Linked DNA regions of Mus musculus: region 2 is linked to region 1. Evidence: chromatin loops called from intact Hi-C (ENCODE). Cell type or tissue: heart. All regions are shown on one strand. Each heading gives the region's core, and the rest is flanking DNA. Links, peaks and the distances in the headings are about the cores only.

Evidence for each region. Hi-C counts contacts between places; a loop is a spot of excess contacts. Peaks named below come from ENCODE experiments on the same cell type or tissue, not always from the same donor. Only the 100,000 strongest peaks of a DNase experiment are listed, where the experiment ranks them.
Region 2: a loop joins it to region 1, with 4 times the contacts of the local background. A loop is called at or near these places in 1 of 42 quality-filtered maps.

Annotation. Positions count from the first base shown.
Region 1 is chr16:93,823,766-93,839,905 of GRCm38, reverse strand. Morc3 (microrchidia 3) reads right to left here and starts at 7,785. Exons shown (of 17, transcript NM_001045529.3): 1 at 7,558-7,785. The coding sequence starts at 7,596. It overlaps Gm30881 (a long non-coding RNA gene), which reads left to right and starts at 6,814. Exons shown (of 3, transcript XR_876266.3): 1 at 6,814-7,055. In heart, for the core only: no CTCF peak of the experiment used is centred there; DNase peaks (open chromatin) are centred at 7,015 and 7,715; H3K4me3 peaks cover 2,152 bases; H3K27ac peaks cover 1,432 bases.
Region 2 is chr16:93,600,747-93,616,886 of GRCm38, reverse strand. It overlaps Setd4 (SET domain containing 4), which reads left to right and starts at 13,072. Exons shown (of 12, transcript NM_145482.3): 1 at 13,072-13,321; 2 at 13,676-13,750; 3 at 15,089-15,249. The coding sequence starts at 15,180. It overlaps Cbr1 (carbonyl reductase 1), which reads right to left and starts at 9,050. Exons shown (of 3, transcript NM_007620.2): 1 at 8,633-9,050; 2 at 7,991-8,098; 3 at 6,538-7,092. The coding sequence starts at 8,921. The coding sequence ends at 6,656. In heart, for the core only: a CTCF peak has its summit at 13,216; DNase peaks (open chromatin) are centred at 9,036 and 13,026; H3K4me3 peaks cover 3,184 bases; H3K27ac peaks cover 2,324 bases.

The DNA of each region.
Region 1 (16,140 bases), core at 3,175-11,174:
TTGAATATAACAAAAAAAGGCATATAAATCAAACTATATCAAATTTTAGAACTATGTATGTAGAGGAATTTTAATCCAGCAACATGGCTGCTCTAGCAAGAGATCACATCCAAAGATATGATCCAGCCAGAATACAGACACACCCTTAGTACACATCTTTAATCCCTAACAGTGAAGGTAAGGTTTGTTTGTAGAAGGAAGCAGCCAATGTTTGAAAGTGGCATCTAATTGAGTGGCAAAGTGACCAATCAGAGAAAGAGTTGTCAGAGATAGGATACTCTCAGTTCACATGAGAACAGCAGAGGGAGAGAGACTACATAAAGAGCAGAGAGAGTGAGAAAAAGGTGTGCAGTGTGTGTGCCCGTGATGTGTGTGTGTATGTGTGTGTGGTATGTGTGGTGAGTGGCAGTTTCACAGAGACAGTTCTACAGAGATAGGTTACAGAGAGGACAAGCCAGAGAACAAGAAGGAGATTAGGACAGATTGTCAAAGTTAGTATGAGGCCAGGCAGAACAATTCAGTCAGAAGCCAAGAGCAGCCAGAATGAATCATTCACCTTGGAAGATTATATTGTACAGAGGTGGGAAGCTTCTAGGACCAGACTTAGGGATAGTTAGAACAAAGAAGGAAATGCCCAAGCCATGTATTTGCACAGCTTGGGTACAGCTCTTATCTCATCACTTCAGCTGAAGAAATGAAAGTGACATTTATGACTGTACATCTAAGTTCACCAGCAACGTAAGAAACAGCTCTCACCCCAAAGGGGTAAGAGACAGTTCATTCTAGAGCCAAATGTTCAAGAGTAGTAATAATCTGATGAAATTTTTAGAGTAGCAGAGCAAAGGAATCCAAGTATCATGGCTTTTGGGTACACTAGCTGGTAGGTTACAGTAAAGCTAGGAAAATGCTGTTTTCAGCCTCAGATGCTTTGGACAGCATTCCTTGACCTTTTGGTTGAGAGAAATATAGGGGTCCATCCATATACTTCAAATGATTTTCCCAATGCTCAAAGACCTTAAGCCACAGGGGAGGGCAATAATGGCTATTAAAGGGCCAAAGATGTCTTAAGGTAACTTGGCTCTGAACTCTGAATCCACATCACTGATGTCAATTGGCCTTCGAAGTCCCAGCTTTTCCCAGGAAACCTCAATCACAAAACAAATGACAGTGAAAACCCTGGGGACAGACACTGGTGGCAGGGTACTTGTCCAGCAGTTACAGCATCTTGGGTTTCATCTTAGCACCAGAGAAAAGCAAAAACTTAAAAAAAAAAAATTCAACTTTCAGAATTCAATAAAGCTTAAACCAGAGTTTGGTTCTCAGGGTCACACTGGTCAGTTTCTATACTTTTTATTCTCCTGATACAATTGCTGTCTGGGGCTTACTGCCTCTGTCTGCTAACCTAGGCTGAGAATGCTCAGCCTGAGACTTACCACTGAGTAAGCTCACCCTTCCTAGTTCTTCCTGAGCTCTGGCTGACTGCATTAATTCAGCTGTTCTGGCTCAAAACTCCTCTTCAAGATGACTCAAAACTGGCTTCTTTCTGCTTCTCACTGAATTGCCCTGCTTGGTCTCAAAGTAACTCTAGCAATTTGTTCTAATCTTTTGGCTCCTTCTAATTCTCTGGCTTGTTCGGTCTTTATTTGTATCTAGCTTGCTCTCTCTTCAACCTCTCTCTGTATAACTCTACTGATAGCTGCCTCTGATTTTCATGAACTGACTGAACAGAACTCAGACATCCACCTGCCTCTGTCACCTGAGTACTGGGTTAAAGGTGTGCGCCTCCATGCCTGGACCTAAGCTTTTCTTTACCGAATGTTGCTCTATACAAGGCTGACCTTGAACTCAGAGATCTGCTTGCCTGTCTCCTTGGATTCAAGGTTCCTCTGTATTCCAGCCAGATAACACAGACCTAGAAGATTTTTTTTTTTGGATGTGATTTCTTGCCATAGCAGCCATGTTCTGAATTGAAATTCCTCGAGAAGCCCCTAAGTGACTGTAGCTCCAGCTCTAAGCAAAGCAATTGCCTTTCCTGGCTTCCACACGCAAACTCTAGCTCACGCTCTCTCACATGCTCTCTCTCAAAAAAACAAAAACAAACAAAACAACAACAACAACAACAACAACAAAACCCCACCAACTCTAAACAGTTGCAGGAGGCTAGCTAGGCGTACATGGCTTTTATTCCAGCTCCTGGAAGGTAGAGAATCTCTGTCAGTCTGACCATCTTGGTCTATTGTAGCAAGTGAGGCTAAGGGGCAAAATATTGAGACTGTCTCAAAAGAGGAAGCATTCAAAGAAATTAGAACTTTTATTGCTCTGTTGTATCAAAGTAGTTGGTAGCCTAAAGGCCTGAGTTCAATCCCTGGGACCCACATGGTGGGGGAGAGAACGGACTCCTAATCTCTGTTCTCTCATGGCACATGTGTGCATGCCCTCCACACCACAAACAAACAGACAAACAAACAAACAAATAAATGATTAAGACAGAAAGTCAGACAGAAAGACAGACAGACGGATGGAAGGAAGGAAGCAAAAGAAAAAGGAAAAGGAAAAAGAAAAATGCTGTCAGGACCAAAATAAAACAAGGTAAAGCCACATAGGGAGGGAGGATCCTTGAAAATATTTTCCAGGTAACAGAAACCACCACAGAAGACTGCAAAAACCACAGCCTCATATACAGATTCAAAGCAGTTTTTGAGCATCCATCACTGGTCCAGAAACTCACTGATCATCCTTGAGCTGATGGTACCCTGGTGTTCCTTGCATCCACAGACAACTGTTTCAAAACACAACCCTTACCCACTTACTTTTGGTGTGCTTGTCTTCCTGTGCCCTCTATGTCCATGATGGCTACTGTATTCTGCTTGGGTTTCCCTGCCATTGCAATCTGCTGTGCTGGAGAGCCACCCTGTATTATTTAGGCTAACACTTGCTGGGAATATAACATGTACAGCCGCTATGGAACACAGCATGAAGATTCCTCAAAAACTTAAAGCATGGGCTGGCGATATGGCTCAGTGAGTAAGAGCACTCACTGACTGCTCTTCCGAAGGTCTTGAGTTCAAATCCCAGCAACCACATGGTGGTTCACAACCACCCATAATGAGATCTGACGCCCTCTGCCAGTACGTCTGAAGACAGCAACAGTGTACTTAACGTATAATAATAAAAAAATCTTAAAGAAGAACATTATCACCAAAACAAACCAAAAACTTAAAGCACAATTCTGTTATGGGTAAGAGAATCACACTCCTCATTCACACCAGAACCTTGGGTACAAGGAGACTGATCTGTCCAAAGTTACACATCGAATCATTTATGTCAGGACTGCGGCCAGGAGGGCAGGCTCAGCCGATGCTGTAAGTCACTCAGTGCTTACTAAGGAGTAAATCCACACAGTCCTAACAGAAGATTAAAGAAGTCCCCACACCTTTATCCAGCCAGGGAATCCCACATGATAAATGCTGGGTGTGTTCTGAACACAGCAGGAAAAAGACCTCTATGATCCTGTGAAAGTGTGAACGATCTACTGATCAGTATGGAGGAAAAAAAACATATAAATCAATGGCTAACTCCAGGGAAAGTAAAAAGCTGTATAGAAAATGCAATCACAGTACCATGCCAGGCATATCTGAGAATAAAAGAGAACAAACCGCCGGGCATGGTGGCACACGCCTTTAATCCCAGCACTCGGGAGGCAGAGTCAGGCAGATTTCTGAGTTCGAGGCCAGCCTGGTCTACAAAGTGAGTTCCAGGACAGCCAGGGCTACACAGAGAAACCCTGTCTCGAAAAAACAACAACAAAAAAAGAGAACAAACCAACTCCACCAAAAATAAGTAAATGAAGTAATGCCACACCTCAGGAGCGGGTGAGCAGTGCACCTGTATCAGCTGGAGGCACAGGGATCTATCTGAGGGTGGAGAAAAGCCACCAAACAACAGAAGAAAATGAAAAATGTTTATTTAGCACTCTGCACTCCATGCTAGGATCTCAGACCTCCTAAATGACTCTAAAATGTGTGTAGAATAGCCTAGAAATGACACACTGAAGAATGTTGCCCTTCCATGTCCCACGCCCTGGAACTCACTCTGTAGACCAGGCTGGCCTTGAGCTCAAGAGATTCGCCTGCCCCTACCGTCCCAAGAGTTAAGATCAGAAGTGTGTGCCACCACTGCCCAGCTTAGTTCTATGGCCTTTGATAAATGAAAAGTTCATGTCTTAGCTTCTCCCCTACTCCAAGCAGGTCACAGTTATATGTAAACTGTACACGGTGTCTACAATAAAACTATGAGCACTAAAATTTATGTCACGTCCTACAACTTTTTTTTTTCGAACATTCTGAATGCTCACTTTTAGATCACAGGTCATACATACAGGTGCCAGGCTGGATCTGGTTCATAAGGTAAAAGTTTCAAACCGTCAGGAACCCAAAGCAGACAGTGAAAGACAATGCTGAAGTTTCCAAACAGCCACTGTGCTTAACTGAACATCGTTACAGCAATGGGGAAGAACCCAGGGTCTCAAGAACACCATCTGCCAACACTGCCAACTTAAAGGAATTTGGTCTGCTTGCTTCCTCGTTTCAACAGGGTTTCCCTATGTTACCCTAGCTTGCCTCTGCCTCCTGAGTGCTGGCTTACAGGGACAGGCCAAGCTTTTCTGTTCCTTTAGGATGGTTCTAGAGTCTTTCCCACACCAGGCCAAGTGCTCTACCACTAAGCTATATGCCCAGTCCTCTTTCTCATATTTTGAGACAGGGTCTTACTAAGTCTTACAGGCTGGTCTTGAATTTGTTACCCTCCAGTCTCAGCCTCAAGAGTGCCCAGTATCAATTCAATCTTTTTGTGGTGGGTTTGTGGGGCTTAACACGAAAGTAGAGGCCAGAGGCTAGCTTGAGAGTATCTTCGACCTCGATCTCACTAGTCTTATTTTTGAGACAGGGTCTCCCACTAAACCTAGAGCTCACTAGTCTGTCTAGATTGGCTGGCTAATGAGATCCAGTCAGTTACCTCCCTAGTGCTGAGATTATAGACACGTTCCTGGGGGCTGGGGACCTGACCTAAGGTCTTCATGATTTCACCGAGTGCACTTTACCAAACTGAGCCGTTTTCCTGGCCCTTCAACTTTGAAGAATCAGAGAATGCAATATGTAAGGAGGGAAAAAGGTTCAGATGCAGAACCAATTAGACATGTAATTCACCCATTTCTACTGATCAGGACTCAACCTGGGAGTTCTCTTTAGGCTGTGGCTTATCTTTCTTATTGAGTAAAGGGTCAAGAAAATGGTATAAGCTGGCCTGGAACTCTTGATCCTCTCACTTCACCTTTCTTAGTGCTGGGCTTATATTACGCCTTGTCACTTGGATGTAGCTTTTTAAAGAAATAGCATTTGTATTTTATTTTTGGTACTGCAGTAGAACCAAGGGCCGTAGCACATGCTAAGTGTGTGCTATATTACACTGGGATATATCCCTGACCCAAAATAGAGACTTCAAATACTTGTGGCAACACCTAAGGCTAACTGTCATGAATGGAAGTTCTCTAAAGGTCCATCTGTACTGAGGATCTTGTATATGTTTGGCTAACCATAACATCATGATTGAGAAATGGAATGTTGTATGACAGCCAAAATTCTCTTGAGCTATCTTTAGTGCCCTCAAGTGCTGGAGTTGAACTTGGGCCCCAGACATGGCGGCAAGTACTCTCCCACTGAAACACAGCCCAGTCCTCTTTCCTTTTTATTTTGAGACAGGTTGTCTAGGCTGGCCTTGAACTCACTCTGTAGCTCAGGCAGGCCTTGAATTTGTAGTCCTACTACCTCAGCCTCCACAGTGGATAAAATTACAGATGTACCACAAGGCCTGACTTCTTAGTCTCTCTTAAGAGCTACTTACCATCAACTCTGTATTTGACCTAGCATCCCTTTGCTAGGTAAAACTCTCAAATGTATTGTTGGGCCCAGCAAAGATCTGCCTGCTTGCTACCTGACCCCTCCAGCCAGTACTTCTGCAAATGTACTCATCTATGCATTTATTTTGTTGTATGATTTAGGACTTCTATAAGGCTGGGGATACAGCAACATAAAGAACATTTGCCTGGCAATCAGGAAGTCAGCCACTTGTTGGGTAACCCAAGACACACACTCACCACCACCGCCACCCCCATTACTCACAGGAATCTAAATCCTGTTCCAGGACCTTAGTCACTCATAATTGACACAGGATAATTTCTATCACTATCCTGGGAATAAGAACTCTTTTGGCGCCGGGCAGTGGTGGCACATGCCTTTAATCACAGCACTCGGGAAGCAGAGGCAGGCGAATTTCTGAGCTCGAGGCCAGCCTGGTCTACAGAGTGAGTTCCAGGACAGCCAGGGCTACACAGAGAAACCCTGTCAACAAACAAAAGAGCAAACAAACAAACAAAAGAGCACAAATTGCTCTTACAGAGGACCAGGATTCAGTTACCAGCACCCCATGGGCCAACTCATAACTAGCAGTGAGGGTTCAGAAGTCCTCATCTTCAGGTGCATAAGACACACACACACATAAACTGTGTGGGGGGAAACCGTACTAACAGGCAATTTAAAACAAAACATAACAAAAAATGTGAAGAATACTCAACCTCACAAAAAAAAAAAAAGGCAGACGCGATAAAACTAGGTAACACTTCATGCACACTTGGGGCTATCACATCCCAAATGACGGAAGTAGCCTAATGAATGGACGGAGACCTGCATTCTTGAAGAGCACCTACGGGAGGTGCTTTAACCTCCGGAAATCCTTACCGCTCGCCAACGAAATTACATAACACAGTAGTACCGCTTTTTTTGCCTTTGAGACAGGACTTCCCCTTGTCTCCCTAAATTGTCCTAGAATTTGCCTGCTTCGGTCACCCGAGCGCTGGGGATGCCAGGCATGGGCCACCGCAGCCATCCTTCAAACATCAAGGAAGTAACTTTCCCCGCTTAAGACCTCAGGGCCGGCAGAGAATAAAACTTTGCAGGAATCATCAGGTGAAGCCACGCCCACAATGTTTTGGACCCGAAAGTGTAAGTCCTTTTCTGCGACCACTCCCAGCCACCTCCAAAGGGTTTGCCACCAATGGGCTCGGCCCGAAAAGGCAGGGGCATGCCAAGCAAGCGGAGGAGATGAGTCCTAGCCTCCGCTCCTCCGAGCCGGGACCGACAGGGACGGACGCGTGCAGGAACCGCGCTGCACCGCAGCCCACGCCGCCCCGACGAGGCCCGGCGGCTGCTCCCGGGGCGGGCGGGTCGCGGAGGGCGCGGCTCCCACAACAGCTGTCGGGCGCCGCAGAGCCGGAGGGAGGGAGGGAGGCCGCCTCGGCTTGCCCCGAGATGCCGCGAGCGCACCGGCCGCGCGTTACAGCCGCTCCTCCGAGCGAGGAGACATGGCGGCGGACCCTTGGCCCCGCCGCGACCTCCCGGCCGCCGCGCCAGCCCTTGAGTCGCCGCCGCCCACTGCCACCTCCTGGCTGGCCCGCCTGCCCGCCCTCCTGGGACCCGGCCCGCTCCTCCCCTCGCGGCTGCTCACCGCGCTGAGGCGGATCCCGGTGGGTGGCTGCGCCGCCATCTTGAGTGAGCTACAAAGCCAGGACCGGCCTCGGCCGCAGCCCGACTGGGAGGCTACGAGTCCGCCGCGGGCTTCAACGCCCCGCCCACTTCCGGGGCGGAACCGACAACACCAGGCCACACCCACTCATTTCCGCCTCGGGCAAAGGCGAATTAGGATTCTCAGCAGAGGCTTGCCCGAGCGGGCCTGACCTGCTGCGCGCGCAGGACCCAGGCGTTGGGCGCATGCGTAGGTGAGCGGGCGGGCGCGAGCTCCTCGCCTCGCGTAGCTGGACCTTGAGATTGAAGATTGGCGCGAAGAATGATGTGTAGAAGCTAGGCAAACTCTGATGAAAATCGCACTGCAAAAGTGTAATCCATGGCCGCTGGTAATGATGTTACTGGAATCTTACAGGACAAAATGAAGAAAATAATTACTTTTTGGGTTTGCCTGAAAATCATCAGCTTTTATCCTGGTAGTGGTAGCGCACGGACACGTTAATTCAGTGTGTGTGGAGCCCGGTACTGCAGCGAGTAGCATGTAGAAATTAGTCAAGAAAGGGATGCTAAATAGTACAAGTAAAGAGAAGGTTAAAAGATTTGCAAGAGTATTTACTGCAGTCTTAACGATAGTCATATTTTTATTTATAAAAGTTCAGACGGGCAGTGGTGGCGCACGCCTTTAATTCCAGCACTTGGAAAGCAGAGGCAGGCAGATTTCTGAGTTCAAGGCCAACCTGGTCTACAAAGTGAGTTCCAGGACAGCCAGGGCTACACAGAGAAACCCTGTCTCGAAAAAAAAAAAAAAAAAAAAACAACAAAAACAAAAAAAAACTAAACAAAACGAAAAAAAGTTCAGTTCATCTTCTGCTGATAAACAATTTAGTATCCTTTATTATAGACCGCTGTCTATTAAACACTACAGTATGGGATGGATCCTCTCCTTTTCCTACACGTCAACTGTGTTTTCTCTTCATATTTTAACTGTAGGCTTGTAAAAACTTAAATACTTTTAAATTAATAAGGGGATGTAAAATTAAAACCTGTGGTATTCACTGTTTTTAAGAGTGAATAAGAGGCACAAGATAAGCAAAACTGGTGTCTAGTCTTGCAGAACAGGTGGCTGTCAAGACAGTTGAACCATGATGGCCGGTCAGTGAGCCGTGCAGTCAACCTAGAGAGTGTCAGCAGCCCAGGCTGCGCAAATTCTCCACTGAACTGCAAATAGCTTAGTCTAGAAACTCCCCTGTGGATTTGACCAGAGGTTTGTTCCCATGGGGATTCTAAATCTTGTCAAGTTGACAGGATTAACAAGCAGGTCAGCCTTGTTTTCCTGTTTCATCCGAGTCTGGTTGTCTTTGCGGGGAAAACAGTGCCTAGGGTGGGACAAATACTTGTTCATCAGGGAAGAGGATTCCCCACGGGATGCAGCTGAGGAAAGCCTGTCTCGCCACATTTTCTTGAGATCCACATAATCGCTTTGTTTTTCTTTTTGAAAGAGAGCCTCCTGTAACCCAGGCTGGTCTGCTTTGTACTTGAGGTTGACAAACTCCTGACCCTCTTGCCTCTATCTCCTAAATCCTGGGATTATAGATGTGAATCACTACCACACCTCCCTGCAGTATTTTGTTTGTTTATTGTTGTTAAACACACGTAAACTTCACCTTTTAAAGGTCAGATTAGGGGCGTTCAGTGTGTTCCCACAATGGAGGTCAATGCAGCCATCCATCTTCCACTCTCCCCTTTCGGCCCCTAATGACTACCATGCAACTCTGCATGGATTTAAGTGAAATCATGAAATATGTAGTGACACGTGGTAGGCTTTTTCTCTCCCTTGGTGAGGCAGATATAGGCCAATTTAGATCAGATTAAAAGTAAATAAAGACAGGTTGATTAGGAGGCAGCTCTTGGGTGGGTTCAGTGATCTAAGCCGCACATCCAGGGTAAAGCAAGGGGGTTTATGGGTCTTGTGCGCGGGGTGATGACGTCTGGGATTGTGCCTATACATAGTCAAAAAGACCCCGTGTGTGGGCAGCTCCCAGTCAGAGTGATGACATGTTAGTCTGGAGTTTTTTTCTTAAATCGCAGGGGGAGTTTTCTCTGTGTGGGCGGGGTCAGGGGAAGGAGGGCAGACAGGGTTTCCCAGGTTGTGCAGGGGCTGAGCAGGGGTTCCAGCCTAACAACTAGTTTATCAAATTTAGCGTAATGACTTCATATCAGGACATGTCTCAGAAATCGACTCTTTTTTTTTTTTTTAAGATTTATTTATTTGAGTACACAGTCGCTGTCTTCAGACACACATCAGATTCCATTACAGATGGTTGTGAGCCACCATGTGGCTGCTGGGGATTGAACTCAGGACGTCTGGAAGAGCAGTCAGTGCTCTTAACCTCTGAGCCATTTCTCCAGACCTGGTCTCGGCTTGTTGTTGTTTTGGGTTTTTAAAATTATCATTATTCTTTGTGAGAGTTTATTTCTTTTGTGCATGTGAGTGTTTTGCCTGAATGCGTGTCTGTGCATCACACGTGTGCAGTGTCTGAAGAGACCGGAAGAAGCTGTTAGAAGCTCTGGAAGTGGAGTTACAGTGGAGTTACAGATGATTTGCGAGCTGCCCTATGGGGGCTGGGAACCGGAACAGGTGCTCAGCGTGAACCGCCAGCGCTATTAGCCATCGGGCACCTCTCCATTCATGAATTCTGTTCGCTTTAAGAATGTGGGACTTGAAGCCGGTAGCGCACTCCTTTAGTCCCAGCACTCGGGAGGCAGAGGCAGGCGGATTTCTGAGTTTGAGGCCAACCTGGTCTACAAAGTGAGTTCCAGGTCAGCCAGGGCTACACAGAGAAACCCTGTCTCGAAAAAAAAAAAAAAAAAAAAGAATGTGGGACTGGAGAGATGGCTCAGTGGTTAAAAGCATTGACTGCTCTTCTAGAGGTCCTGAGTTCAAATCCCAGCAACCACATGGTGGCTCACAACCATCTGTAATGGGATTTGATGCCCTCTTCTGGTGTGTCTGAAGACAGCTACAGTGTACTTACATATAATAAATAAATCATAAAAAATTTTTAAAAATGTAATATCAGTGTACTAGTGAAGACTCGATGGGCTTTTCATGACCTGGTCCCTGTCCCAATTCTTCTTTCTTGAGGAGACATGAAGGAACATCTCCTCACTGCAGAAAGGCCTTCTGTGACAGAGCCAAGTAGGAGACACTGAAAGGAGCTGTGTCAGTGCGAACAGAGGAGGGCTGGAGAGACTGCTCAGCAGTTAGGAGTATGTGCTGCCTTGCAGAAGACAGTCTAGGATTCTGTTACCAGCATCCATATGGCAGCTCACAGATATAGCTTCAGTCCAGGAGACCCAGCACACTTTTCTGACCTCCCAAGGTACCAGACATTCACAAATTGCAAATATATACATGCAGACGAACATTCTTGCATACAAATAAAAGTGCATGTAGGAGAGGAGACGGAATACCTTCCTCATCTGGGCGTCATAACATCCGGGGATAGGTGCTCTGCAAACATGCTGTAAGGGTCATAGGTCTCCTGTCTCAGAGGTTTTTGCTTTCTCTCTATAGTTGGCTTAGGGTTTTATTGCTGAGAATACAAGCCATGGCCACAACTCTTATCAGTGAAAACATTTAATTAAGACTAGCTTGCAGGTTTAGTCCGTTGTCATGGTGGGAAGCACGGCATCATACGGGCAGACGTGGTACTGGAGAAGTTGCTGAGAGTTGTGCGTCTGGATTCACAGGCAGCAGGAAGAGAGTTGAACACTGGCTTGGCTTGAACATCTGCGACCTGAAAGCCCACCCCCAGTGATGCACTCCAACAAGGCCACTCCCTAATGGCATGTGGGGGGCATTTTCATTTGTACCACCACAGTAGTCCACCCCTATTCTTGGAAGTGCTTTCCTTTCTTAATAGATGGACCCTCAGAACATCCTTGCTCTTTCTTTGAAGCCTCACCCATTTCTGCCATGCGGCTCCATTGCTAGGTGTGCCTGCCTCTTTGGACCTAAGTTCAAAGGCAACTGGACCAGTAAGACAGCTCAGTAGTAACACAGCTCAGCAGGTAAGGATACTTGTCAACAAATTTGATGGCCTAAGTTGTAACCTAGGACCCACGTGGTGGAAGGAAAGAACTGAGTCGTGGTTGAAATAAGAGTAGTAGGCTCATAGTCTGAATACTGGGTTTCCAGTTGGTGGAAGTGTTTGGGAAGGATGGAGGAGGTGTGTCACTGGGCAGGGGGGGGGGCTTTGGGGTTTTAACTCTTTTTCTCTGCTTCACGCTTGTGCCATGCCATGCCTGTCTGCTGTCATACTCTGTGCCATATGATGGTGTGCTCATGGGGTCTCAGCCAGCAGAGAGTAAGAGGCGAAACGGAAGTCCACTCACTGGCTGGTGTTCACACTCCAAAGTCTGACACCAGGAAGTTTATTTAAGCACAGCACAGTTTGGGCTGGGGGTGGGGGGGTGGGTGGTATGTGTGTGGGGGGGGGGTTGTTTCCTGGTGATAATTAACTCATTCCTATTCGTACAGCAGAGCTTAAGGTGTCACTACACCAAAACTCTTGTTTTTTTAAAGATTTATTTATTGGTTTTTTCGAGACAGGGTTTCTCTGTGTAGCCCTGGCTGTCCTGGAACTCACTCTGTAGACCAGGCTGGCCTCGAATTCAGAAATCCGCCTGCCTCTGCCTCCTAAGTGCTGGGATTAAAGGCTTGCGCCACCACTGTCCGGCCTATTTATTTATTTTATGTATGTGAGAACACTGTTCCTGTCTTCAGACACACCAGAAGAGGGCATGAGATCCCATTACAGATGGTTGTGAGCCACCATGTGATTACTGGGAATTGAACTCTGGAAGTGCACTCAGTGCTCTTAACCGTTGAACCATCTCTCCAGCCTCTCGAAACTCTTTGTAAAGTACATGTGACCTCTTCCATAAAGATGGATCCCATTGATTGAAAAGCAATGCTCAACATAATTGTCTAGGGAGGATGACTGAGAAGCCGAAGAGGCTGCAGGTCTAACATCCCTGCTTCCCCCGGGCACTTGTCTGTGAGCACAAGGACCTTGTGTCTTCTACATGAGCCTGCCCTCTTAGCTGTAAACCACAAATTACATGCTTTCTCTTAGAAGTTGTTTTAGTCACAGCGTCTTATCACAGCAAGAAAAAAGCAACCCGTGTGTTCACATCATCGTGGTGCGTGGGAGCTAACACATTCAAGCAAAAAGAAATATAAATATATTTTTTTTTCAAAATCTGTGACTGTGTCTTTCTCTTCTCCATCCCCCTTTTCATGGCTGCTGCCAAGATGAACAGTTTGCATGCCCTGTTCCTTAATTCTCATAAAACGTTCTTCAAACTTCCTTCTAGGACCATCTTAAAATTCTTTCACTAACCATCTATGAATCCATGAAAGGAAACCCTATATTTCCTGGGAAACAAAAGTAAGGATTCCTCTAAATGAGTTTATTTAGCTTTTTTTTTTTTTTTTTTTGGTTTTTCGAGACAGGGTTTCCCTGTGTAGCCCTGGCTGTCCTGGAACTCACTCTGTAGACCAGGCTGGCCTTGAACTCAGAAATCCGCCTGCCTTTGCCTCCCTGGGATTAAAGGCGTGTGCCACCACACCCAGCCTATTCAGTTTATTTTAAACACGCCTAAGCAGTGGCATTGCTCTGGTGGTGTTTGTATTTTGATGCTAATTATGCTTCCCCAAGAGGGGCTGCCTTAGATGGGGACTGACTATTTGTGAACCTTCTCCTCATTTTAACTTGTAAAATAAAAGCTAGAGCCAGTGATTGGGCAGTGAAAGGGAAAGGTGGAGCTGAAAGTTACGGGGGGGGGGGGGGGGGGAGGGGGAAGAGAGGAAGACAGACCGAGGAGAACGTGTAAAGAAGATGGAGAAGCACAAGACCTAGAAAAACCGCAGGTAGCAAGGGATCTCATAGATGGGGAATAGAGTAGAGTAGTGGTAGGCTCGCAGCTGGTATTCATATTAGTTGAGTTGTGCTTTCTTTGCGCAGGCTTACTAGGGTTGGAGATTTACCGCAACACAGCCACCTGCTGGGGCGTGAGCCTCAGCTCACATGACACTGCAAAGTCCAGCCCTTACATGGTGATTTGCACCCGAGCCTCACTGCTACCCTTCTGCCTTTATGTCTGCTGCCTTCGGCAAAGAGTGGGAAGGAGCAGAGGTAGAGCCATATTCCAACATTCTTTTGTAAGCATGGGTCCCGCACGCTCAGCAAATATTCTTTATGTTATATAACCTGATATCATATAACCAGGTGTTATATAACCTGATGGACATTTAGGTTGGCCAGTGAATAATCCTGTCATAAATAAATGTACGTATACAAATGTCTTTGAGACCCTGTTTTGTTTTAAGATCCTATTGCACTATGTAGCCAAGGCTAGCTTTCAACCATCAATCCTCTTGCCTAGGCTTTGTGAGTGCTTCATTTAGAGGTGTGTGCCCATTTGCTTGGCCTCCAGCTCTTCAAGGTATGTAAAGTGATATACTAGATGTATATCCTATTTCCTTCCCCCCACAGTTCATAGGTGCATATTGTTGTTTAGACCGTGAGACTCTGGGAAGTAAGTCCCCCTAAAAAAGATCAGCAGCCAAGCTTCTGCCTTTGCTGATCGCTGGCTTCTGCCTCCTATCCACAGAGATGTCCCTTCACAGTGCAATGATCAGAACACCGGTGTTTCCTCTAGAGTGGTCCAGGACGCCCTACAGATATGTGTCCTCTTGATGTCCCTGCCCCATGGGGATGGCATAGGTTCAAGGTAGGAGGGAAGTTACCCTTCAAAAGAACTCACTGCAAAAAGAACTCAGCAAGTAAGACAAAGGGATGGGTGGCCCAATGGCAGCACAAGCCTTATTTAGGAGAAGGTTGCAGATATCTAGTCCAAGAGACAGAGCCTGCCATCCTCCAAACACATTGGTGTTATAAAGCAGATGAGGGAGGGGACTGGAAATCTCCCTTTGTCCCTTGATTAGCATGGGTAGGGGAGCTAGATTGGCCGTTACTGGTGATCTGAAGGAGGAGGAAGGAGAGAATCTAGAAAACATTACTTCTAGGAACCAAGTTAGTTTAGCTCTAGGAACTAACTAAATGGAGGAGCTTTACAAAATATGACAGGGCAAGGCAGCGCAGAGGTCCCTTCATGTTGTATTCTTGTTGAGGCCACCTTGGGGTAACTAGAATTCCATCTCCCTGAAGGAGAATCCTGTGGAAAATTGCTCAACTCTATTCTCGGAATCCAAGGTTGGGGTGACCTAGCTAATGTAGCTTCTGTAAAATTGCTTGCTTATGTGCAGCGCCCCCTACAGCTGCCCAGTGAGATGCCAGGAAGCAGTTTTTGTCTTCAAAAGCCCCATGCTCTGGACACTCGGTGCTACACTTAGGATACCCAAATAACTGGGTGTAGTTCCAGCCAGCTGGAATAAAGACTTCTAATTGGCTATAAACCATGTCTGAGTGGTCATCTCTAGAGGGCTCCCCATAACAAAAATGGTGTGGCCATTGAAGTGGAAACTTCTGGTTTCTTTGGAACGGAGGTTATGTCAAATGTTTTGCTGAAGCAGACAAGGTGAGAGGGTGTTTTGCTGAAGCAGACACATGAAAGGACATGTGACATTTAGAAGGAATATAAATCTGACCTCACAGTGGGAGCTCGAGCATTGGTTTGCCTTGATAGTCTTCACTGACAACACGCATGTATTGGTTCACTTTACATTTCATCACTGACCTTCACTTGTGACTTCATAGAAAGTCACCAAAGAACTTCTCAGGAGGTTTCTGTGGCTTCTTGCTGCTTCCTCGGCCCTTGCTGATTTGTGTGTGGTGTCTGCTGAGTGGACTGGTTTGCAGCTGCTGATTCGTGTTTGGTGTTTGTTAGTGGACTAGACTGTGAACGATGTAGATTGGACTCGTCACCAAAGAACTATTTCTAAACAGATCCGCTTCCCTCTCCCGTATCCTAATAACCTTTCTTTGCCACTACCTCTGCTGGATGGTGGGCCAGAGGGGAGGGTGAACCCTTATTAAAGTAGGTTGAGAAAAAAATACATGCCTACAGGCCATGGCTAACACTAGCCTTAGCACACCCCTTTAATCCCTCTGCTGGAATACAGACACACCCTTAGTATACACCTTTAATCGCAAACAGTGAAGATAAAGTTCGTTTGTAGAAGGAAACACGTATATTTGGAAGTGATATCTAATTGAGTGGCAGACAAAGTGACGAATCAGAGAAAGATTTGACAGAATAGGATACACCCAACTCTCAGGAGATGAGAGAGGAAAGAGAAGCTACTTAAGGGCAAGACAGACAGTACAGAAGACAAGAGTACAGTCCAGGATACAGTAGAGTAGAGAGGGAGAGTGACGCAGCGCAGAGAGGGAGAAGGAGGAGGTTTTACCTGGGGAGTTTTAACAGAGACAGGCTGAAGAGAAAACAAGCTAGACACGGGTAAAGACAGAACGAGCAAGAGAATGGGAAGGAGCCAGAAGATTAGGAAAGATTTCTAGACTCAGTTTGAGATCAA
Region 2 (16,140 bases), core at 5,493-13,492, 230 kb after region 1:
TTCCCTCCCTCTTTCCTTCTCTTCATCCTCTTCCTCTTCTCCTTCCTTCCTTTCTTTCTTTTCCTCTTTCTTCCTTCCTCTCTTTATTGATGAGTTTGTACTGCCCATATGGACAGGAATATGGCACCATACACTGGAGCATGATCAACCTATCAGGGTCAACACTCTAAAGAACCCTGACTCCCCTCCCTTAGCAGCTCTCACCTGTTAGCAGCTCCTTGACTAGGGGTACGGTTTCTGTCTCTGGATGGCAGATTCTTACATATCTATGAAGTCAATTTGATCAGTGCTATAGTTTAACTCTGCAGGCTTTTGGTTGGTTTTTAGTTTAGATGTCTTATGTAGAGTATGGGCTTTATTCTTATCTTCTGTGATGGGATCAGGACCTGTCTGTCCTTGTATGTGCACTACTTTTGTTTCATTAAATTGGGAGCCCCAACATGTTATGCACATATGTTTCTAATCATTATATCATCTTGATGAAGAGCTTCCTTGATCAATATGTAGTGGTCTATATCTCCTCTGACTAGTTTGGTTTGAAGTCTAGGTTATTCAATGGAAAGATAGCTATGGTGTCTTATTCTCAGCCTCCAGTTACAGGTTCATTGTTCTCCATTCTTTGACTCTCGGCTTGTGTCTTTCACAGGGATGTGTACTTCTTGGAGTCAATGCATAGTTAAGCCTTGTGTGGTTTGTTTGTTTTGTTTTTTCTATCGTATCATTCAGTCTGCCTCCCTTTATCGATGAGCTGAAGCTGTTTACATTAAGGGCTGTTGGTGAGTGATGTTCACTAAGTGATGCTGCTAAGGCTGAGGAGCTGAGTCTCATTCCTGGGACCCACATGATGGAAGGAGAAAACCAATACGTGCAAGCGTGCACATACATACAAAATAAAGTAAATGCCATTGAGAAACTTTGTAAAGAAAGAAAAGGAAAGAATCCCAGCTGAAAAAATACTCAAAAAAGTAGAAGGGGAACAAAATAAAAAATGCAAAAAAAAAACATACTAAAGGTAAAAAAAAATACCGCTGAGAACAAAGTAAGGAAGAAGTAAATGGGAAAAAAAGAGATTCAAGGGAATAATTAGTAAGTAAATTAAAAAAAGGGCCTTGAAGCAATGTGTGCACAGACAGGGCCAGGTAGAGTGCTCTAGACTCCTATTGGTGAATGTGTTTCCTTCCTTCCCAGCGCCCTCTGCTGGCCACCCTTAGCATTGTATCTGTGCCTGGGCAGGTTCTCCACCTTCTGAGGAGAGTTGTAGCCCTCTCCCCCTTGAGTAGCTGATGGTTCATATCACCCAGAAGCACTGACCGTGGGGAAGAGACCTCCACTCTGGGATCTGCAGAATCAAACAGTGTTTCTAAAAGTTAAACTACAGTGCGTGAGCAGGACATAGTTCTTGGGCTGATTGCCAGCCTGCCTCTCCCTGGAGAGTGTGTTACCAAGTTTTATCTGTGTTAAGGCATTCACTGGACTGTGGTAGATATTTGTGTTTACCCAAGTTCAGTTAATAAGTTATATATGGAGTTCTCCCATGCATTGTGTGCCTACCAATCAAATCTTTACTGGATGAGACCTCCCAAAGATGTGTCCAGGAGTCCATGTACAATTTGACACCTCCTCCCACTCTGAGGTCTAAGCCACGTATGTGTCCAAGGATAAGTTCAATCTCATGGTGACTCAGGCTTTTCCAAGCAGAACTTGGCCACCTGCCTCTGCTTCTGTTATCCTGTAAAATCAAGTCAAAGGTGAGGTAAAGAAGGCAGGCATAGGTGTGGGCCTCTTTATGTCCCGGCCAATATTCTTGGTTTTGTACTTAGAGATCATTTGAAGCTTATATTTAAAATTTATTATTTTTGAGAACGTCATATATGAGTACTGTGTTTGCATCTATTCTGCCTCTCTACCTCCCTAATTCTACCTGCTGCCCCCTTCTCTCTCAAGTTTATCATCCCTCCTTCTGTAATTATCATTTTACACACACACACACACAGAAGCATAAAACAGACATACACACATACATCTCCAACCCCCACAGACACACATACACACCATATAGACACCCTCTACACACACTCAGACACCATATATATACACACTCTCCCAAAGGCATACATACACACACACATACACACACACACACACACACACACACACACACACACACACACACACACAGAGTATTGAAGTCATCGGTGTTGTGTATGTGCACACAAGTTTAGGGCTGACCACTTTGGATTGGATGACCTATCATGGGCTTGGCTCTAAAGAAGACTAGCCTGTATCTCTTCATTGACTGCCTGTAGCTCTTTTTTTTTTTTTTTTTTTTTAATGAGACAGGGTTTCTCTGTATAGCCCAGGCTGTCCTGGAACTCACTTTGTAGACCAGGCTGGCCTTGAACTCAGAAATCCGCCTGCCTCTGCCTCCCGAGTGCTGGGATTAAAGGCATGCGCCACCACACCCAGCTTGCCTGTAGCTCTTTATCTAGATGTTGGACCTCATGAAATTTCCTCATCCATGTTGACTGGACAACTGGTGCTTACCTTAGGCAGGTGTTATGTAGGCAAGCCTACTGCTGAGATTTCACAGGTTCAGTATCTGTGTCCTGGTCTAGATGTTACCACATAGCATCAGGCAGTGTGGACCTCTCACTTGAACAGTCTTACTCCCAAGCCCTAGGAGTAGAGATGGTGCTGTAGGTTTATCAGTTGGGGCTGGCACCACATGGCCACCTACTCTTTGCAATGTGACCACCTGTGGCTCCCTGGGTGACCTTGATTCAGTGGAGGAGGAGGAGGAGGAGGAGGAGGAGGAGGAGGAGGAGGAGGAGGAGGAGGAGAAGAAGAAGAAGAAGAAGAAGAAGAAGAAGAAGAAGAAGAAGAAGAAGAAGAAGAAGAAGAAGAAGAAGAAGAAGAAGCAGCAGCAGCAGCAGAAGCAGAAGCAGAAGCAGAAGCAGAAGCAGAAGCAGCTTTATTTTAGAGGAGAATCCTTATGTTTCTAACTTTTCTTGAGTGTTGTTCAGACTTTCGGGTGTCTCCCTTAGTTGTTTGTCCTGTGACATGAAGTTGCTCACACCATGACTTCCTTGTTCTCCACGAGTTGTAGAGCTGACATTGAGAATCGCTGCCTTTCCTGTATTTCCTGACAAAATGGCTGCAGGTCATGGATGTGTTTGCAGTGGATTGGGTCTTGGTGACATAGGCAGTCTCTCTGTGCTCTCCTGTGGGTCTTTTGGGTTCTTCTCTGGGCATGGTGATGCCCTTTCTCCTGCGTGTCTTCTCTTCTGTTCTTTCTCTTTCTGAGAGATCACCTGGATTTGAGACTGTTCTCTTTCCTCATAAAGGCATCAGGTGGTGTAAGTTTGCAATGACTTCTGCAGTGGCATCCTTGACTTTCTGTGAAATGATGTAATTAAAAAATACTTCACTTTGCCCTGCTAATTATGCATTTATTTCAAGAGGTGCGTGTGGTATGTGGTGTGTCTGTGTTTGTCTATTTGTGTGTGTCTGTGAGTCTGTTGTCTGTGTATATGTCTGCTTGTATTCATGTGCACCATGCATAAGCCTACAAAGTTCAAAGGAAAGATGAAGCCTTCAGTTAGAGGGACTGCTTTAGGAAATCTGAGGAAGTTACTCCATGAGGTAGTTAGCACTAGAGAGCAGGACAATTAGGACTCAAATTGTTCACTCCCACAAACCTCCTCCTGGTCTCCCTTGGGCATGATGGTTCCTTATCAAGCTCCTTCAAGAGTGGTGACTGTTTTCCAGGAAGATCTCAGCACTGCACTTTGGCCGCATTCACAGTGCTTACAACTTGTGAATTGTAAGGCCTGACAGACACTTAAATGCTGGGATTTAAGTGATTTCCCCTACACCATGGACGCACTGGGTTTTGTCTTTGTCCATCCTTTAACTCAGTGTGCCTTTTCCATGTAACCTTGAACCTTTAATCTTTATTTTTGGACTCACATCTGTCTGGATCCCTCTTATCATACAAATAATCATACATGTGTTAAATAGAAGCTTAATATTGTATCTGTGCCAGTCATAATTTTACCTTTTTCTAAAACTCTCATTTTAGCCTTGTGTATTTTACCCTTCAGCCTAAGAAACCATTAAACCATTAAAAATATTGAATAATCATACTCCCAGATGCCATGGTTAATCAACAATTTTGACCTGGCGTGCATTCCTTAAAACCTCTGCAATGCTAGCTGGTATTTAGGACAAATGTCTCTGGATTGGAGTATACATTTTCAGACTATCACTTGGAACTCTGCGGCTGTGATATTCCATCTTGATGTTCTGGCACTTGTTCTCAAAAATACAAAATAAGCAAGAGGAAGTGAACAGCCCTGTTGGGAGAGGAGCCTTGTGAAGCGAACACCTATGAAAGGCCTTGCTTTGTGTTCCTCTTCAACCTGAAATCACTGGTCCACAGTGAGACTGTCAGAGGCCTTGAGGAATATGGAGAGTTCCTGACAGAGCCAGGGTGATGGGCACGTCCACATTCTGCAAGGTCCCTTGTGACAGAAAGTGAGCATGTGGCATTCTTCACTTTTGAGGATTGTGTCATCCCCAATGGCAGTGTGGCATGACACCAAATCCTATGCATGCGTGCATGCCTGATGATGCTTTCACACATAAACGGTGATGTGTATCCTGTTGTTATCTCCCTGACTTGATAGTCAATGTGATAGAGGCACAGTGACACTTAGTCATCCTGGGTCAGCTCATGCATTAAGGAAGGAAAGCCGATGGTCTCTTCCTGCTCCTCCTTGTTCTAAGGACTCAACCCATTGCCTCAGGCAAGCTGGCATATACTCTGTGGCTGAGTAGGATCCTAGTCTTTGGCCAAGGTTGGAAATCTTTCAACAGATAAAGAGGTGAACAAAAAATTAGTACATGCCTCCTAGCCTCTCCCATGGTTGGAGAAATTTCAGGAGATATAAAAGTGAAAGAAAAAAATTGTCAGGAAGTCATTGTGCAGGCTGAGGAGTGAGTTAGGCCAGTCAGCAAAAGTGCTTGCCTTACAAACGAGTCAGAGCCCAGGACCCATGGCATAGGCTTTATCCCCCACACTAAGCAGGCAGAGACAGCAGATCCCTGGAGCTGGTTGGCCTGCTAGTCTAGCAAGTAACCTAACTTTGAAACTAAATGAAGAACCAAAATTGATCAGAGCAGCGTCAAGCACCTAAGGAATGACCCCGAGGCTGTCATATATGTGTACATGAAAGCACACATTTACATCATATATGTGAACATGAAAGGACACATACACATGATGTGTTTGAACATGAAAGCACACATACATATCATGTATGTGCATATAAACATACACCTCTGTATGCACATAAAATCACAGAGTGCAAATGACAACACATACATACATCATGTATGTATACATGAACAGATACACACACATCTGTACATGCACATGACAGCACACATACACATCATGTGTGTGCACATGAAAACACACACACATCATGTACACATGACAGCACACATACAATCACACAAATGAAGAAAGCCCGTACACCATGTGTTTGCTTCCTGTACATGCCCACTCACTTTTCAATCCTTGTGTTGCGGTTTGTTGTGAACAAAAATTCTTGAAAAGAAGCTGCGTCTGGCTGTGAACCAGACTCCTAGGAGGAGTCTGAAGAGATCGAAGGACAGGTTGCTGTGGAGAGACTGGAATTCTGCAGGTTCAGAGGTTAATGACTTTATATTGAACTAGGTCAAGCATTTAGAACAGCACATCCTTGCTCAACTCTGAACTAACCCCTGATGTTACTAAATAAAAGCCTCTTAGAAGCTCTGGACTTGGTAGGACACAGGCTCCCAGCAATCCAAGAACTAAGAATGTCCTCAGGTAGCCTCTTGGGCCTATAGATGATTGTATGTGACTCACTGCTGTGCTCCTCACAGTATTTCAAGGTTGCCTTGATCAATAGCTTTCTTAGTTTTGTAAACTATAAAACCCAGGTGAAAGAGCTTCCAAGGTGTACCATGTTGTTGGGTAACCTCATGGTCACTCAAAATGCCCCCAGGGGAATTGATCTCTTTTCCTTTTGAGCACCTTGTTTTGTGTCAGCATTGCCATGACTCAGGCTTTCCACACATAGTGTCTGTTAAGGACACCCCTGAGCTGATAGCACACACTGTAGGGTGCACAAGCTTCCCCAATCTGCTTTGGCTCCTGATGTTCACTGTCTGCAGTCACACCGTGCCATCCCTTGGCCTGAGTTCTGTTTTAATTAAACGCCTGGGATGAAGGCAGTTTTGCCTGAAAGGCATCTGTAGAAATGAGGACTGAAGACATGGCTCAGCAGGGAAGTTCCCTTGCTGCTCTTGTAGAGGCCAGAGCTCCTTTTCCAGCACACATGAACAGGCTTACAACATCTTTATGCCCAGTTCCTGGCATCCACTGACTCTCCTGGCACTCAAGAGCACTGTATGGGTGTAGCACCCTTCCTGATATACACCAAAGACAATCATATGAACAAAATAAAGGACAACTTAAAAACATTTGTAAACCTCTGTGCATTCAAAGAATTCTATGTTTATTTTTCAGAAGTGTTACTACATTATAAATGTCCTTGGCCTTCATAAAGTCTGGATACAAGGGGGTGGGAGGTGAGAGTTGGGTTCACCATGGTTCAACTTTTTTATCTTGAACAAACTGCCCATGAGGCCCCTCTGCATCTGGAGGCAAAAGGGCCAAGTACACAGGGGTCTCTGCTCCTTCTTCTGGGCTTTTGGTGGCTTTTGGTCCTGCCATGTCGGTTCTGACCCACCCAGGGCAGCAGGCATTCAGAAGGATCTTGTCCCCTCTCCTCTGCTCATTAAGTTTCCTGGCAAGGATTCTGGACAGGACTGTCACCCCAATCTTGGTGACCCCATATGCACTATTAGGCCAACCTTCTTCCGCATGGACTCCTTTCTTTGTATCTTCCACAAACTTGTTCATGAGCCCCACCAGCTCCTCCTCTGTGATGGTCTCGCTTCGAAACTTCTGCTGCAGCTCCAGCCTGCAGTTTTTCAGGGCCCTGAGACTCACCATGCTGGACACATTCACCACTCTGCCTAAAAACACATCACCATGTACAAGAACAGCACTTTACATCTGGTGAGAATTGTATCAGAAAGATTTCATGTGAGACAGGGATGCACAGAACAGGAGTTAAGTAGCAGAGAATCTGGTTTTTTGCTTTTGAGGTTTGTGTGAGCAGAGAAGCCAGATGACCGTGAGATCTGGTCCAGAGGGGAAGACAGGAGAGAGGACAGGAGTTCTGAGAGAGCCATACTTAGTCAACTCTATACCAGAGACTCACATTTTCAAAGTGGCTCCCTCATCATTACTGGTGTGTTTAATGACTGGTCATTCACGTGCTATTCAAAGACTTGTGGTATGAGAGCAGTTCATGAGAAATGTAATGTGATAGTTTGTTTTTCCAGAAAGGTTTCTCATGTTGATGGAGCACTAACATGAGCTCGGAATAAGGAAGGGTGAGATTATAGAGTCTTGTGAGCCCTGCTAAAGGCCTGATTTTCTTCCTGAAGGATTTTAGGAGGGGCTGAGTGCTGTAGAGAGGCAAAGAAGTCCTGCTCCAGAAAGGTGGTTTCCTCAGAGGGTTTGTAGGGTTCATCTTGACAGCTGAGAGCTGCTGTGGAGCTGGGCTGAGGGATGTAGTTGGGTACAATCTTAGCACTTGTGGGGACAGGCCATTGTGGCCAGTGGGATGTCAGTATGTATGCAAAATATTTCAGACATAATTGGAGTCCTAAAGCCCCTAATGGGTGAGGAGGTGGAAGAAGTGGATGCTGGAATCTTATCTGAAGATTAAGAAGAGCTGCGTATGCAAAGAGAAAGTCAATGGCCACAAAAGAATTGAGATCAAAGGTCTGAGCAGTGCCTCACAGTGGCAGAGAGGCTGTGCAGTAGGGAGAGGAGCTGAGCCCGGAAGTCACCTGGCAGACTCACCTTGGGGTTTTATTAGAGGGAGCAGCTCCTTGCAGACATCTCGGGTACCAAAAAAGTTCGTTTTCATTGTCACCTCTGCTTGAATGTGGAAGGGGGTGTCGTCATTGACTTTCGGGGGGGGGGGGGGGAGAAGAGAACCGAGTTAGCGGAGTGGAAATGTAAAGACCTAAGTAAGCTAGAGCTTTAGAGATCCACTTGCAAGTACAGTCTTGTTTACATACAGCTCTGCATCACTGTCCATCTGACAATTTTCTATTGTGCTTGAAAGACACCACCACCACTGGGGGTGGCTAGGTGAAGTTTGTATATATCAGGATCTTAAGGAAACACCGTTTCCCTCTGTCTCTTTCTCTCTCCTCAATCTCTTGCTTATTTCAGTATCAGATATAGTTCCACTTAAGTATCGCCAAGTCCAATTCAATTACTCAACAACTGGGTGAGGGAAACCTAGAAATGATGGCGAACATTGAGGCTCTGCTTTCCTGCAGCCCCTACTACCCTGTCCTGTTTCTCCCAGGGGATCTGTTTCAGAGTCCTACAGCATAGTGCTCCTGGTCCTAGTAATGATCCCAGAGAGGCACAGCCCACCTTGCCACCAGGCTCTGGGGAAGCCACCTTCCATCTCCACACCCAATGGCTTACCCTTGAAGGCGATGCCTGCGTTGTTGACCAGCACGTCCAGGCCTCCGTATTCCTTGAGCAGAAAGTCGCGCAGTGCGCGAATGCTCTGCGGGTTGTCGATGTCCAGCTGGTGGAAGCGTGGGCTCAGGCCCTCCGCCTGCAGCTTTTGCACTGCCGTTTGGCCCCGCTCCTCGTCCCGCGCCGCGAGCACCACGTCCCCGGAGAATTTCCGACACAGGTCACGAGTGATCGCGAATCCGATTCCTTTGTTAGCACCGGTCACCAGCGCCACGGGTCTGCTGGAAGACATGGCTGCGTGAGAAGGGAGGCCGTCGGAGACCAAGGAACTTGGCGCAAACTCTGCCTCTCGAGGCTGCTGGAGAGTGGTTCAAGACCGGTTCACTGGCGGACTGAAATTGGCGTCGACAATGTCGCACCTAGCACGCATGCGCAGTTTAAGCCCCCTCCCTACGGGGGGCGTGGCTGGTGGGGGGTGTGTTTGTTGTTTAGTGTGGATTTTAAAGTTGCCTCTTGTCAAATTGCTGTGTATTTAGGAAATGGCTCACCTTACCTGAACTCCGTTTTTTTTTTTTTGTTTTTTGTTTTTTTTTTAAATAAAAGTTTACCATGCAACGAAAGGTGTCAGGTTGTCTGTTATCTCAGATTATGCATTATGCAGTTGGGGGTTACATACCAGCCAGGAAAAAAACCGGCCAGGTCAAATGACTGACATCTCAGGCTTTTTCCTGAAGGCGTGTTGAAGCCAGCTGCCAGGCAAGACTGCAGGAGAAGGCGAGAGAGAGAGAGAGAGAGAGAGAGAGAGAGAGAGAGGGAGGGAGGGAGGGAGGGAGGGAGGGAGGGAGGGAGGGAGGGAGGGAGGGAGGGAGGGAGGGAGGGAGAGAGAGAGAGAGAGAGAGAGAGAGAGAGAGAGAGAGAGAGAGAGAGAGAGAGAGAGAGAGAGAGAAACACAGCTTTGCACCTGGAAATCATGCATTCAGCTTGCCCACGGGTCTAGGTCTTCCTCATTACTTGTATGAATTTTTCACTGTTTTCCCCAACTTGCAAATTGGACCTCTGTACGTTTTCTTTCTGGTGTTTAAAAAAAATAACATAAAGCTGCCACTTAAGTTGTAGGAACTTGAATTGTAGGACAAACTGGGAGATTATGATGAGGAATCGCAATTTGTGTTGAATTCACCTCTTAGGACACCAAAGCAAAGCTATTGGGGTAATCTTTGGGCAGGAAACATTCCTTACTAGCCTGTGGTATCCCTTTAGATACTTCTAATTGCTTTGTCTTACCTGGATGTTTGTATTGAGTGTACAGATGTGTACAGGGCCTTCAGGGGATGCTGCTCTTCTGTGCACCACAATGCACCCTTTTAGTCCCTTTTTAAGATGACATGATGCCATATGCTCGCAAAATGACATTTGGTTCAGTCGTGGGAAACAGATTTCGTCACTGGTTCCTAACACCCTGGCTATAGGGATCTCCAGGTCAAGTTTCGTTTCCTCTCCATTCAGTAGGTTGCTATTAGAAACAAGTGGCCATTTAGATTAAAATAAGACATTTTAGTTATACTGACCCCACAGGAAGACCTCTCTGTGTGTATGAAGGTCATTGTATTAGGAATACAGTAAAATAAAGGAGACAGGTATAAGATTTCCATTTCAAAATATTCTACTGCCTCATATACATTGCTTGTAAATTGCCGTTCAAAGTAAGCTCCTAGTCAATTGCTTAAGAAACCTGAATAATCCAAAAAAAAAAATGCTGCCCAGGGTGGGATGGCTCAGCAAGTGAGGGCAAGGACCTTGGTCACCCAGCAGCCTGAGTTCAATCCTTGGAACCCATGTAACCACAGGAAGCAAGAACGGTGTATGCGTGTTCTGATTGAACCCATGTCTGCGTACCATGTGCCATGCCCAGAGGGCAGAAGAGGGCACCGGGCATCAGATCCCACAGACTGGAGTCACACGAGGTTGTGAGCTGCCGAAAGTATAGTAAAACACCACGTATCCACAGCAAGACAAGCTTCCAGTTCTGTTCAGACTCCTCTTTTGTGACCTCAGGTAAATTTATTCATTCTGTATGATTTCCTTGGCATTTTAGGTTTTGTGTCCATCACAGTCAAGGCATAAAAGGATCTTGTTGGTCTTGCTTGAGCAAACACCCCTCCAGTGTCCTCGGCGCTCAGCAGTGTCACATAGATGTGGTCACACCTTGCATGGTCTGGATACCTGCTCTGTCATCCAGGATAATTTAGCTGTTTATGGTTTGCTCTTTTATATATCAGTGACTATTTGGTCTGCAATCTCCATACCCCCAGGGACTTTCTTCTGTTGCTGGAGTGAGACAGATGTTCATTGAATTATTTCAGTACAAAAGCCACGCAGGGGTAGTTCGTGGTGTATAAGGAACCTTGAGGGCAGTGCAGATCCTGCTGTCTTAATAAACAAAGTTGCAGAAGAGCATAATGAATGACAATTAGGGGGTGGGGGAGGTTTTGGGAGACAAGCTAGGGTCCTCCTGATCACTCTTGATTTATTATTTGCGCCTTGCATTAGAAACTGCCTCAATCTGTTAAAGATGTTTCAAGACAGATCAAAGCCATTCAAGATGAACTTGGCTCTTTGCCACCATGGTGGGGACTGACCTCCTCAGTGCATCCCACGGAGTGATGTACACTCTCCTCAAGGGACAATGCTGTCTTTACAGCAACCAATCAAAGGTGGCTTGTATGAGGCCCAGAGGCTTAGGGACCAGATACTGAAAATCCAGTGTCCTTCTTGCATCCTGGCTCCTCCCCATTCTCCTGACTTTCCTCTGTATCCTCCTTATCCTGACCTTTTGGCCTTTTAACCTTTTTCCCCCCTTCATCTTCTCTGGAGACAGGGTTTCTCTGTGGAGCCCTCACTGTCTTGGGATTTGCTAGGTAGAGCAGGCTAGCATAGATCCACCTGCCTCTGCCTCCAGAGTGCTGGGGTTAAAGGCATGTGCCATCATACCGAGCCCTAACTTTTTTGTTTGTTTGTTTTTTTAACAGAAGTTTCTCTTGGATCGTTTCACTGACATTACTCAGTTATTCATACAAATCAAAGCCAAAACAGTACTTCTTTTAGAGTCATGCCAGATCAAACCCCTAGAAAATGATGCTCCCTGCCAGCAGGAACTAGGTAGACAGAAACAGTCGCCCCTATCCTTTGCATATAAAGGATCTGGAACAAACACCGCACCCCCCCCCCGCGACCCCCCCTCCCAATCAAGACCCTGAAATTGAATTCAAACGTAGCGATTCAGAGATTGCAGAAATAAAAAGTAGCTGATATTGTTAGCATCAGGACCTCCCAAACCTATGACATCACATAGGCGACAGCGCGACCTGCAGCATATTCCCAGCATCCACTTGGCTCACCTCCCACCTTTACCTTCATTACGTCATTTTCCATATAAATAAGGAGAACGCCCCCTCTGTCACTCCCTCTTTTCTCTTTCCGCCGCCACCTCGTCCCTCTCTCTCAATAAAACCTCTTCCACGTGGAACTGTTTTGGCCTAGTATGCTGTTAAGACGCGACCTGACATTCTAACACATCAGATATCTATCCCAGTGGCAGTGGTTGCAAAAACGTACAACAGGCGCTGTAGTGTCAGAACCCAGCTTTCTCATTCTGTCCCTTTCTCCCTTCCACATCCTTAGCTACAAAAACTCCAGCTTAAAGCATGAAATGTGCCTTTTCCTGACCTCTGGTCTTTATGTGACAAAGTCCCGTGCTTGGATCGCGACATGCAGAGCTAGAACTAGAAAACCCACTTCTTTGAGTAAAGCTTGCTCCTCGCTGTTTGAGGACGTCTAAATTCTCTCTCTCTCTCTCTTTTTATTTCTTCCCATAATCCTAATTCGTACTTTTACTCTGACCCTAACAGTTCCAGTAACAGTCTTGGGACAAGACAGAAATGCCTTCATAGTGGATAAGAGGAAAGGCGGGGGACAGGCTGTCTGGGAGAATGGACCGCCTGGGTCCTGGCAGCTGGAGGGCAGGGCAAGGTGGGGATCAGGTAAGCCAGTCTGGTGGAGGGGGCAGGAAGTCGGAGGAAGAAAGGACACGGTGAGGAAAGACTTCCCGTTGGCTATTTGGAGCATGGGTCAGCAGCTATGCTCATCGCGTTATGGCGTAGCTGTGGAGGCCTGGGAGTTGCGCATGCGCGTGCCAGAGGCGTAGGCTCGCCGCACCGCAGCCGCTTTCTCCGTAGCTGGTGGAGCGGTCTGCGTCCGTACCCCGGCTTCGCCGCGGTTTCTAAGGTAAGCAGGAGCACTTCCGGTGGGCCTGGCGTTGCCTGGGCAACGGGAGCGGGGTTCCGTTGGCTTTTTTGAGTTCTGTGTAGCTCCAGACCCCAATTTCCTCTGCGCGTGTGGAACCTCTCCCGGAACGGAAGTCAGGACCAGAGCGACTACTGCGCAGGCGTGGTGTGCGGCCAGCGGGCCTGGGTTGGTTCGCTGGTGCGGGTGGCATGGATTGATTGATGTCCGGTCCGTCCAGGACTGCGAGCCAGGACGGCGCTGTGGCGTGTGGCCATCACTGAGGCCCCGGTGGCAAGCAGGGGGCAGGGCTGCGGTGGAACTGCGCGTCCTTGTGCACCACACGTGGGCTCCAGGACGGACCTGGTGCCTGGCTCCAGACTGACTCGTAAAGCAAGTCTTGCTGCCGAGGTAGATTAAACTACCTGGGCGGCTTGGTGGGCGGTCCTTTCCTGCCCTCCTTTATTTTTAGAGTAGATTTTAAAATCATTTCCACTGGTTTGGCACATGTTAGATGGATGTCACTTTAGTACGGTACAGGGTAGGATGGAAGTAGTAAAGGCTGTTAAGAATGCTGGACGTGGTGGCGCACGCCTTTAATCCCAGCACTTGGGAGGCAGAGGCAGGCAGATTTCTGAGTTCAAGGCCAGCCTGGTCTACAGAGTGAGTTCCAGGACAGCCAGGGCTACACAGAGAAACCCTGTCTCGAAAAACCAAAAAAAAAAAAAAAAAAAAAAAAGAATGCTTTCATATAATGTTCTCTAGGGCGTTTTGTTACAGAGTCCTGGCATTCTTTTTACCCAGAGGCAGGACCCAAAGGGGTTTATCTTATGTATAAAGGTAAGTTGCCTACAGGTATGTCTACGCACCACACGCTTGCAGTGTATAGAGAGGCTAGAAGAGGACATTGGATCCCCAGGCAGTGGAGTTACACATACGGGTGCTAGGAACTGAACCCTGATCTGCAGGAGCCCCTTGCGCTCTTAACCCCGGAGCTATCTCTCCAGCTGCCCACTCCCCGCCCCTATCTTTTAAACTAGAATTTTCTTCAACTTTAGTGTTACTCAGTATTTCTTGTATGGTTTTAAATGTTAGCATGTATCTTCCAAGGACGCTTGCCTGTGTTTCTGTTGTTAGTTTCTACAGTTGGTCTACACTCTTGTCTGTTCCTGGATCTTTCCTTTTTGGCCTCTGAGAGGCTAATGTGGAATGGAGTCATTTTATGTCTTCCGGTCTCTCTGCCTTGTGCTCTCTTTAGTCTACTGCGAATGCCCATTTTAATCATTCTGACCTTTAGAGCTAAAAATCCACTTTACACCGAGTGGGGCTTATTTATTTTTTCTAAGACTTTTGAACTGATGGGTGCTTCATAATGACCGGGTATTTTTTGTATTAGTTATTATTTTATGTGCATAGATGTTTTGCCTTCGTTTTCTTCTGTGCACTGAGCTGTGTCTCCAGTCCCTGTGTGTTCTTCAGCACAGTTACGTAGCACTATACTAAATGTTCACTAGCATTGAGCTGTGAAAGTCACCAGAGGATATGTTTAGAAAATCAGCTGTGAGATTTTAGTCGGTAGGGCCTCCTGATGGTTTTGTTTGCTCCTTTTAAAGCAGTGGTTCTCAACCTTCCTGATGCTGCTATCCTTAAATACAATTCCTGATGATATAGTGACCCCAGCCATAAAATAATTTTGCCGCTATTTCATAACTGTATTTTTGCTACATTATGAATCATAGTGTACATGTCCAATATGAAGCATATCTAATAGACGACCCCAAAGGGGTTGTGAATCACAGGTTGAGAACTACTGTTTTAGAGGCTTCCCCTCATAAGTGGAACTTGTTACTTCAGGGATCCCAATTGAGCACTAGATAAAATGGTTTGGTGTTCAAAGCTTTTAAGAAAAGGATTTTTTTTTTCCTTAAAGAATGAAAACATGGGGCTGGAGAGATGGCTTAGCATTTACAAACACTGACTACTCTTCCAGAGATCCTGAGTTCAATTCCCAGAACCCACATGGTGGCTCACAACCATCTGTAATGGGATCCAATGCCCTCTTCTGGTGTGTCTGAAGACAGTGACAGTGTACTCATTTATATGTAAAATAAATAAATATTTTCTTAACAAAAAAAATCCTGAAAACATTCACCAAAATAAGTATTTGTATATTCAAAGGTGCCCAGGCCCGTGGTTCTCGTCCAGCTGGAAGGGAGGGCTGAGCTGCGAGTTGTTCTCAGCTAAACACAGCACAGGCTCCAGGGATAGCATGCAGAGACGAAGAGGAAGAACAGAGAGGGCCAGGAAGAGACGGCGGCGAAGCTCTGGTTCAAGAGCAGGTACAGGCTGCTGCTCCTGGGAGGAAGCCCTGTGTAGAGGAGGGTCTGCTCACCGTGCTCCTCAGAGCACTGTTGTTCCTAAGGAACACTTGTTAATGGCGTCCCTGTGTGCTGTGAGAGGTGAAATGTGCCTTACACACTCCTTCTGGTTTCTTCTCTGTGGCTCTGCTTCTGTCTGTCCATCCCTTTCCCTCCTCCTGTCTGTCTATCCCTTTGCTCTGCTCTCTCTCTCTCTGAAGATGATCAGATGTGTGTCTGATCGACGGTGTGAAATACTTTGGTCTCGTCCTCGGCCTGGTGGATGCTGCCTTTTCATGGATTTCTTGCATCTGTCGTCTTTGGTCTTGTTTTCTCTGTGTTGAATATCTGCTTTTTGTTTCTCTGTTTCTCCTTTAGTGTTTTATATTAGATTGGTATATTAATTTCTAATTGCTTTTTCACTATATACTTTTTACATAAGTTTATTTTCATTTTATGTACGTTGGTGTTTTACCTGCGTGTATGCCTGTGGGAGGGTGTTGGGTCCCCTAGAATTGTACTTACAGGCAGTTGTGAGCTGCCATGTGGTTGCTGGGAATTGAATTTGGGGGTCTCTGGAAGGGCAGTCAGTGCTCTCAACCACTGAGCCATCTCTCCATCCTATATATGTGTGTATATATGTGTGTGTGTTTGTGTGTGTGTGTGTGTGTGTGTGTGTGTATGTGTGTATGTATAGAGTTTCACTGCGTATCCCAGGCTGTGCTTCTACTCATTATATAGACCAGGCTAGCCTCTAACTCACAGATGTCTGCCTGCCTCTGTCTCCTGAGAGCTGGGATTAAAGGCGTGGACCACCGTGCCTAGCTTACTAAATATATGCACACATACACCCATTTATTACCATAGTGATAG